Regions from separate parts of the Homo sapiens genome. Here region 1 is linked to region 2. Evidence: read pairs that join two places in POLR2A ChIA-PET (ENCODE). Cell type or tissue: K562. All regions are shown on one strand. Region 1 overlaps GMPR (guanosine monophosphate reductase). Region 2 has its middle 130 kb from the start of DTNBP1.

Region 1 (5,000 bases), 470 kb after region 2:
TACTGCAAAGATGTGCAGTTTCACTCCTGAAGTCAGTGAGACCACGAAGCCACCCGCCGGGAGAAAGGAACAATTGTGGATGTGCAACCTTTAAGAGCTGTAACACTCACCGTGAAGGTCTGTGGCTTCACTGCTGAAGTCAGTGAGACCACGAACCCAGTGGGAGGAATGAACAACTCCCGACGGGCTACCTTTAAGAGCTGTAACACTTGCCATCTTTAAGAGCTGTAACACTTGCCATCTTTAAGAGCTGTAACACTTGCCATCTTTAAGAGCTGTAACACTTGCCATCTTTAAGAGCTGTAACACTCGCTGCGAAGAATGAAGAACGCCGCGCGCACCACCTTTAAGAGCTGTAACACTCACTGCGAAGGTCTGAGGCTTCATTCCTGAAGTCAGTGTAGACCATGAACCCACGAGGAGGAACGAACAACTCTGGGTGCGCCACCTTTAAGAGCTGTAACACTCACTGTGAAAAAGGTGGCACGTCGGACGTGCCACCTTTAAGAGCTGTAACACTCACTGTGAAAAAGGTGGCACGTCGGACGTGCCACCTTTAAGAGCTGTAACACTTCCTGTGGAAAAGGTGGCACGTCCGACGTGCCACCTTTAAGAGCTGTAACACGGCTGGGCGCGGTGGCTCACGCCTGTAATCCTGGCACTTTGGGAGGCCGAGATGGGTGGATCACCAGGTCAGGAGATCATAACCATCCTGGCTAACACGGTGAAACCCCATCTCTACTAAAAGTACAAAAAAAAGAAAAAATTAGCCGGGCGCAGTGGCGGGCGCCTGTAGTCCCAGCTACTCGGGAGGCTGAGGCAGGAGAATTGCATGAACCTGGGAGGGGGAGCTTGACGGCACTCCGGCCTAGGTGAGAGCGAGACTCCGTCTCAAAAAACAAACAAACAAAAAAAGAGCTGTAACACTCACTGTGAAGGTCGTGGCTTCACTCCTGAAGTCAGCGAGACCACGAACCGTCCGGGAGGAACGAACAACTCCGGACGTGCCACCTTTAAGAGCTGTAACACTCACTGCAAAGGTCTGCGGCTTCACTCCTGAAGTCGGCGTAGACCATGAACCCACGAGGAGGAACGAACAACTCTGGGTGCGCCACCTTTAAGAGCTGTAACACTCCCTGCGAAAAAGGTGGCACGTCGGACGTGCCACCTTTAAGAGCTGTAACATGGCCGGGCGCTGTGGCTCACGCCTGTAATCCCGGCACTTTGGGAGGCCGAGGTGGGCGGATCACCAGGTCAGGAGATCATGACCATCCTGGCTAACACGGTGAAACCCTATCTCTACTAAAAGTACAAAAAAAAGAAAAAATTAGTCGGGTGCAGTGGCGGGCGCCTGTAGTCCCAGCTACTCGGGAGGCTGAGGCAGGAGAATTGCATGAACCTGGGAGGTGGAGCTTGCAGTGAGCCGAGATCGCGCCACTGCACTCCGGCCTGGGTGAGAGGGAGACTCCGTCTCAAAAAACAAAGAGCTGTAACACTCACTGTGAAGGTCTGTGGCTTCACTCCTGAAGTCAGCGAGACCACGAACCGTCCGGGAGGAATGAACAACTCCGGACGGTGCCACTTTTAAGAGCTGTAACACTCACTGCAAAGGTCTGCGGCTTCACTCCTGAAGTCAGCAAGACCATGAACCCACCAGAAGGAAGAAACTCCGGACACATCTGAACATCTGACGGAACAAACTCCGGACACGCCATCTTTTAAGAATTGTAACACTCACCGCAGCCGAAGGTCTGTGGCTCCAGCGAGACCAAGAACCCACCGGAAGGAACCAATTCCAGACATACTGGGACTTGGAGGTCCCTGTGTTGGCTCTGGGAGATGCTTTTGTGCTGGTGGCTCTTTCTGATCTGGTCTGGAGGAAATAGGTGCCTGAGATCTAATGTGTTCAGATTAGATAGAGGCCAAGCTCTACTCCCCTGGGGCAATGCCGTGTCAGCTGCTGCGGGCAGATCTCCGGGAGCCATGGGCTGGATCTCCAGGGCGGGACCCTGACATTTCCATGCATGACTGATGGCTCATTGGCCTGCCCACATTCTTTCTCAAGGTTCTGAGCCACACAGATGTTTCCGCTGTACGCCTCTTCACAGAGAGGCGGACACATTGAATGTTCCTTGAAAGCTTGGGGCAGGTCTGGGGCCTCACCATTCAAGTGTCCCTCCCCTGAGGTACAAGGGGTGTGTATGGCTGAGAGCACCTCTCAGGCCGTGTTCCCTGGATTTTCTGTATTCACCCACTTTCTGGAACCATGGCTGAAAGCTACAAAGGTGATGTTCTCTCTGAAGAGTCACATAATAAACTCAGTTTAACATGGCTGTTGCCTGGATAGCAACTATTTTTCCATGGGCAGGTAGTGGGACATTTTCCACGTGCTTGGGAACAGTCACTGGGGTTGATACTCCTCTTTTTTGTTGTTGTTGAGATGGACTCTCACTCTGTTGCCCAGGCTGGAGTGTGGTGGCACGATCTTGGCTAACTGCAGTCTCCGCCTCCCAGGTTCAAGTGATTCTCCTGAGTAGCACACCTGGTTAATTTTTGTATCTTTAGTAGAGACGAGGTTTTGCCATATTGGCCAGGCTGGTCTCGAACTCCTGACCTCAGGTGATAACACCTGTCTCAGCCTCCCAAAGTGTTGGGATTACAGGCGTGAGCCACCGCGCCTGCCGATATTTCTCTTTTTATGTTAGGGGTTGGCACATCACAGCCTGTGGGCCAAATCTAGCCGCCTGCTGCCTGTTTGCCAACCCTTGCCTTTTATCATCCTATGGAAAGGATTTTTCTTGCAAGAGGACCCCAGAAAAACCAGTAAAAAGTGGTTACTGTTTAATGGGTACAGAATTTCAGTTTGAGATGATTAAAAAGTTCCAGAGATGGATAATGGTGATGGTTGTACAACAGTGTGAATGTACTCAATGCCACTGAACTGTACACCTAAAAACTTATTTACTAACAAATTTTATATTACATAAATTTAAAATAAATATGAATTATTTTAAATTAAAAATTTTAAATAAATTTAAATTTTTTATTTATTTTTAGGTGTACAGTTCAGTGGCACTAAGTCCCTTCACGAAAAAAATAAAAATTATTTAAAAAACAAAAATTTTATTTCTGTTTTCTATGTGTAAAATTTACACCTAGTAAATTTTATGTGTATTTGACCACAATTACAAAAAAACTAAAAAGAATGGGTAAAGGAGCAATATACAGAAAGTACTTTTAAATGGAGGGACTAACATTTATAAAGCACCACCAAGAGCTGGGCCCTGTGCTAAGAATTTGAGAGAACTTTCTTTGTAAACCTTTTAAGGACTAAAAGTGGGTACATCCACCCCCATTTTATAGCAGGATAAATGGAGACTCTGGTTGAAGTGATTTGCTCAAAAGTACCCAGTAATGAGGGAGGTCTAGCATTCGACCCCAGATCTTTCCGAACTTATTTTGCCATAGATGTTGAGGCCTAAAGGAAAGCTGGAAAAATTGGGGCAAAGCAGTTTTTGTTTTTATTTTTGCCCAGAGACCTTTTGTCATCAGTTCTGTTCAGGCTGCAATAACAAGATACCATAAACTGAATAGCTTATATTATAAAAATCAGAAGTTGGCCTGGTGTGGTGGCTCATACCTGTAATCCTACCACTTTGGGAGGCCAAGACAGGCAGATTGCGTGAGCCCAGGAGTTTGAGACCAGCCTGGCCAACATGGAGAAACCCCATCTCTACTAAAAATACAAAAAATTAGCTGGGCGTGGTGTCACATGCCTGTAGTCCCAGCTACTCGGGAGGCTGAGGTGGGAGGATCACCTGAGCCTGGGAAGTTGAGGTTACAATGAGCTGTGATTGCGCCATTGCACTCCAGCCTGGGTGACAAAGTGAGACCCTGTCTCAAAAATAAATAAATAAATAATACAAATCAGAAGTTTATTTTCACAGTTCTGAAGGCTGGGAAGTCCAGTATCAAGGCAGATTCGGTATCTGGTGAGGGCCGGCTTCCTGGCTCATAGATAGATGGCCATCTTTTCATTGTCACCTCATGTGGATCTCTCTCAGTCCTCTCTTAGACGGCCACTAATCCCATTGTTGGGGGCTCTGCCCCCATGACCTACCTAATTCACCTCCCCAAATCCCCACCTGCTAATATCACCACCTTGGGAATAAAGATTTCAACACTTTAATTTTGGAGGGACGTAAACATTCAGACCATACCAACTTTTTAAAAAATGGTACAAAAGTACTTGAAGTCTTGGCTTGGCCACTTTTTATGTCTTTTCCATGACCTTCAACCTCTCCTTGACACAGAATTGTTGCCTTCCAGAGCATGGGGGAGCCCAAAACATGCTTGGCTTCCCTAGGAAGAGGGGTTGCCTATCAGAAACCTCCATCTGCCTGCCTCAGTGCTCTGGACAAGGGTTCATTGCTTCCATGTTGTCATGGCTGCCCAAGAAATGAACCTGCATGAACTGCCTGGGTGACTGAGCCTGCTGTGCTGCTACGCACAGTCCCATTCTGACAGTCCTGTATCCGCTCCACACCCAAGGTGCTTCATGACAAGATAAAGTAGACTCCTCACTTAATCACCCTGACCAGCTGCTTCCTGGCCCCTGTTATCACACCCCATTCCCAGAGGCTGCTCGAGGGCACACCGGGGACTTCACTAAAGCCTGACCACACTCCTGTCATATTCTCATTTCTGATTTGGTCTTTTCCTCTTTTCCCTTATTTTGCCCTTCTTGATTTCAAACTTGAATTGACAGCTTTTTGTTCCTGCCAATGGAAACTCCCCCGTCCTCCTGGAAGCATTCTTGCTGTGCTGTCCCTCATGGTTGAGGCATTTCATAATCACTTTGGGTTTTTCCAGACAGTAGCAGTGACCACATTTGGACCATGGACAGATTCAGCAGCCACACAGGTAGCTGATGGGATGGAGAGACATTTGCACAAGCTTCTGGGTTACTAAAGCGGCGTCAGCCTTCTTGATGTTTTTAA
Region 2 (5,000 bases):
TCCTGCTAAATCATGAAGGTTCAGACCCCCCAGTAAACTGGTTTGTGGAGGCCAGAGGAGTTTCTTCAGACCCACAATGAAACTTGTTTAATCATAAATGTGTCCTGTTAAGAGTTCCTTCATTATTTTGTCATGCCCGAGTTTCAGGAAATGCCTACGCAAAACTCTTGGGCTTTTGTTACATTCCAGCCTTTGTATAAGGGCACTGGCTTTTCTTAGCTTTTAATATTTAACTAACCACTCAGTCAGTACTGAAACAGTTGTTATGGAGGCCTGTGTTAGTGAGACCTGGCCTGCCACATTGTTACATGTCACCATGGCAAGGCTGAACTGTGCTTCCCAGAATTCCCTTTTCTGCATAATTCCAGTTAGGGTGGGCCACAAGAGACATCTTGCACAGGACAGGACAGCATCATATTGTCTGTGCATTCGGTAGCTCGGCACTGTGGCAGCCGTGCATGTGTTGTCATTTGTCTGCCGGCTCATGTTGCTGGTGAGAGACGGCAGCAGGCCTGCAGCTACTACACTTCTCCTGGATCCTCTCTCAGCTTTTGCAAATCCTGGGCCAGATGGGTGTTAAGCTCCATAAAAAAGAGGCCTGGCTCTGGATCCTGCAGGACGCCCCACCCTGGAGGTTGGAGGCAGTGAGGGAATGACATGGGTTTAGTCCATCCTGCAGGTTCTGGCTTGTCCTTACTGTCCCCACTGTCTTAATCAGCTTGGGCTACTGTAACAGAATATGGAGTGGGTGGCTTAAACCACACACATTTATTTCTCACTGTTCTGGAGGCTGGAAGTCTGAGATCAGGATGCCAGCATGGTCAAGTTCTCAGTGAGGGCCCTCTTCCTGGTTTACAGATGCCTGCTTTCTTGCTTTTCCTTCCAGGATCATCTCTCTGTGTCTCTTTTTACAAGGGCACTAATCCCATCCATGAGGGCTTCAGGCTTATGACCTAATCATCTCCCAAATGCCCCACTTTCAAATACCATCATATGGAGGATTAGGCTTCAACATATGAATTTCAGAGAGTGCACAAAATTCAGTCCACAGAATCCCCTTTGCATTCATCTTTCCTTCTATGCTACCTGACTTGCAAATTTCAACTTCCAGCACTGGACACGGAGAAACAGCCTTGTAGAAACTAGTGCCTACAATTGCATAAGATGAAATCCCTATGATAAATTCATGTGGATGTGTGCATGTAAGGCTATCCTAGTGGTTCTGCCTTTCTGATCAAATTCTGACTGCATCAGCAGGAACACATGGAGGGGAGGACGGTGTGAAGGGCTAGCACCCTTGCTCTGTGGGTGCAGTCATGGGTCCTCTGCTACATCCAAAGATGGACCAGACTGAGTCAGGCCAGTTCTCTCGGGGTACCTAAAGAACTAGAACTGAGAGAGTCACTCTCTGTTGGTGCAGAGGCTGTAAGAGGTAAAGTTGGGGTGCTGTGGGGAACTGTATTAGTCTGCAATGGCTGCTGTAAGAAAATACCAAAGACTGGGAAGCTTAAACAACAGAAATTGATTTCCTCACAGTTCCAGAGGCCCTAAGTCAAAGATCAAGGTGTCAGCTGGGTTGCTTGCTTCTGAGGTCTTTCTCTTTTGTGTACAGATTACTGCCTTCTCCCTGTATCCTTATGTGGACTGTCCTCTGTGCACATACATCCCTGGTGTCTCTTCCTCCTCTTATGAGGACACTAGTCATACTGGATTAGGATCACCCTAACAGCCTCATTTCAACTGAGTGGGCTCTTTAAAGGCCTTATCTCCAAATGCAGTCACATTCTGAGGTACTGGGGGCTAGGACTTCCACCATATGAATATTTGGGGACACAGTTCAGCCCATAACACTGGCTATTAGTGGGCAAGTGTGGTAGATATACTTTTTGCCATCTGGAGAAAGTCTGATTGCGGAGAAAGTCGGACTGCAGAGAAAGAGAAGAATGTAGCAGACACTCAGAGAGCCATGGAACTGATACACTATATAGAGAAGACCACAGCCTTTGGGATGGAAGGAACCCAACTTTGTAAGGAGAGCCATTCACAACTGCCTCTGTAGATAACTCGTGACACAGCTCATAGGAATTTATCACTCCCAGCATACAAACTGTCTGACGGTTTGCCCTGCAGCATGGTCAGGCTTCAAGGCTGTTTTCCCAGCTGCAGAGCTCACAGGTGTCTGTGCATGAGTCTATTGTAGCTAGAGCATCTCCCCAGGCATGAGGCAGGGGCTGATATCGGGATCAGTCAAAATAGCTCTACTAGCAACAGCAAGACACCTTTTTTCCTATTATTATTTAAAATTATCTATGACTTTTTTCTCCCTTCTAGTGCTATAAATGGAAAAAAGATTTCTAGAAAGTTCTTTGTATGTTTTAGACATTCCTTTCATAACCTACAAGCTAACTGTATATTAATAAACTATTACCTCCATTCAATCACATGCCAAACTCACAGAAGCCCAATGACTTTTCAGTAACTTGTGCCAATGAACCAATCCATGTTTATTGAGCTCTGATTATAAATGAAGCTCAGCAGTAGGGAATACAAGAGATTAAAAGATGGTGAGGACAAGCTCCTCACTCTCAAAAATCTTACCATCTAGATGAGCTCAGGGACCAAGGCACTGAAATAGCCATGTACACCTCAGAGTCAAGGTCAAAGCATAATTTTAGTTTTGATTCAGTCCCTTGGCCAGAGAAGCAGAAGTGTCAAATTATAGCCATGAACAAGCACTTAAGTAGCTTAGCTTTGTCTATAGGAGGGTCTCTGGACAGCTGGGCAAATTCACAGCCTTTACTCTTCTAGTGTTTACTTCTTCTATGCATTTTTTGTGAATTCTAAAACAATGTGGCTATGTCACAGAAATGGAAGTCACCAGTTTGGTTTGCTAGCGTACTGCTTATGTACAAGTTGCTTTGGATTTCTTTTATGTCTGGGCCCTGGGTGGCCCTCAGTTCTGCCCATGGCAGTAGCTGACAGTGCTCTGTGGTTGTAGGAATATTTGGAAGGAGCAGAAAAGAGGTACAGTTAGAATGAGTGGGACTTGTCTGGTGGGTTGACTACTGATATAGTTCAGTGTCTGGTTACTGCTTTGAACATTTAGGTGAAAAATATCGTGCTGACCTATCCAGCACAGCCTCTGCGTAAAGAACACTTCACAGAGTAGTGAAGTGCAAACACACAAGGCAATAATTATATATTATAACACACACCTTATTGGTTCTGTTTCTGTGAAGAACCTTGATACATCTTCTAAGGAAATTTCTCAAATGTCCCATCCAAGAAGTGTTCCTAGATAAAATCTAGGATGCCCCGTTAAATTGAAATTGCAGATGTATCACAAATAATTTCTTATAAGTATGTCTCATGCAATATTTGGGACATACTTATAATAAAAAGTTGTTTATTGTTCATCTCAAATTCAAATTTAGCTGTGGGTCTTGTATTTTTATTTGCTAATCTGGCAACCCGACATCTACGCACTGCTGTTTTTGTAACATCTGCCGGAGCTACATGCCACAGCCATCACTGCCTGCAAGGGAGGCTGGGAAATGTAGTGCTGTTAACCAAGAACATTGTTGCAGTCAAGAACATAGGAGTTTTGGTAATAAGGAAGATGGAGATGATGAATAATGGATATTGGGTGGGCAACTCCTATAAAGTCCAGGTGACCCTTTTACCCATGTGAGATGGGTATAAGTCTATATTGATAATATTATTAGCAGCTATCCCATATTAGGTTCTTACTTTGTGTCATGAACCATGCTAAGACCTTTACATACAGCTTCTCATTTAATCTCCACAACAACATTATTGCTACCCCCATTTAACAGATTAGAAGCCTTATCCGATGGCTCAGGCTAAGAGAGATTTAGTTGTTTGAGGTCACACAGCTAGTAAGTTGCTGAGTTAGGGCTAGAATCCACAATGATGTGATTTCAAAGCTGATGCTTTTGATATTTTTTTCCCAACAACAATTCTGCATGCCTACCATGTGCCAAGCACTAGAACAAAGTATTGAGTTATTAGAGTAAACAAAGAAGACAGTCTTTGCCATCAAGGAGCTTACTTCCCATTATCGAGGCCTTTGGGAGGAGGTCATAAGGGTGAGGTCCTAATTCGATGAAGTAGTATTTTTATAAAAAGAGGAAGAGACAGCCTGGCGTGGGGGCTCATGCCTGTAATCCCAGCACTTTAGGAGACTGAGGCGGGCGGATCATGAGGTCAAGAGATCGAGAACATCCTGGCCAACATGGTGAAGCCCCGTCTCTACAAAAAAAAAAAAAAAAAAAAAAAAAGCTGGGTGTGGTTGCAGGCACCTGTAGTCCCAGCTACTTGGGAGGCTGAGGAGAATCGCCTGAACCTGGGAGGCAGAGGTTGCAGTGAGCTGAGATCACGCCATTGCACTCCAGCCTGGTGACAGAGCGAGACTCCGTCAAAAAAAAAAAAAAAAAAAAAAAAGGAGGAAGAGACACCAGAGACCTTCCTCTCTCTCTCTACATGTGCAGACAGGAAAGGCCATGTGAAGACAAAGCAAGAAGTCAACTCTCTACAAACCAGGAAGAGAACCCTCACTGGAAACCAACCCTCATAGCACCTTGATCATGGACCTCCAGTTTCCAGAACTGTGAGAAAATAAATGTCTCTTGTTGAAGCCACTCAGCCTATGGTATTTTGTCATGGGAGCCCCAGAAGACTAATATACCCCCACTATTGATAGAGAGAAACATAAATAAAAATCAGTAAATATGGAACAAATAAGTAGTGAAAAGAATCAGAGGTCATGGGGTACTAAGGATGGTGTCAGCTCTTTAGAAAGGAATCTCAACACACTGAGATGTGGCAATTGGGCAGAGACTTGAGGGGTGCAAGGGAATGAGACACGATGTCTGGGCAGGAATGCTCCAGGCAGAGGGAGCTCAGAGTCCTCCAGCAGGAGCCTGCACTGTGCCTGGAGAGGGAGAGCACAGGGCAGAGTGGCGGGAAATGAGGATGGA

What was found. ChIA-PET counts read pairs that join two places held together with the same protein. Peaks named below come from ENCODE experiments on the same cell type or tissue, not always from the same donor. Only the 100,000 strongest peaks of a DNase experiment are listed, where the experiment ranks them.
Region 1: POLR2A ChIA-PET joins it to region 2 with 5 read pairs; 1 of 35 experiments calls an interaction of 5 or more read pairs at or near these places.

The regions. Positions count from the first base shown.
Region 1 is chr6:16,265,896-16,270,895 of GRCh38, forward strand. The region is part of intron 4 of GMPR (guanosine monophosphate reductase); the gene reads left to right. Among named protein-coding and RNA genes, the nearest start is that of GMPR, 30 kb to the left of the region's middle. In K562, CTCF peaks have their summits at 29, 242 and 4,595; DNase peaks (open chromatin) are centred at 1,966 and 4,576; H3K4me3 peaks cover 2,551 bases.
Region 2 is chr6:15,791,371-15,796,370 of GRCh38, forward strand. No RefSeq gene overlaps it. Among named protein-coding and RNA genes, the nearest start is that of DTNBP1, 130 kb to the left of the region's middle. In K562, no CTCF peak of the experiment used is centred here; a DNase peak (open chromatin) is centred at 2,081.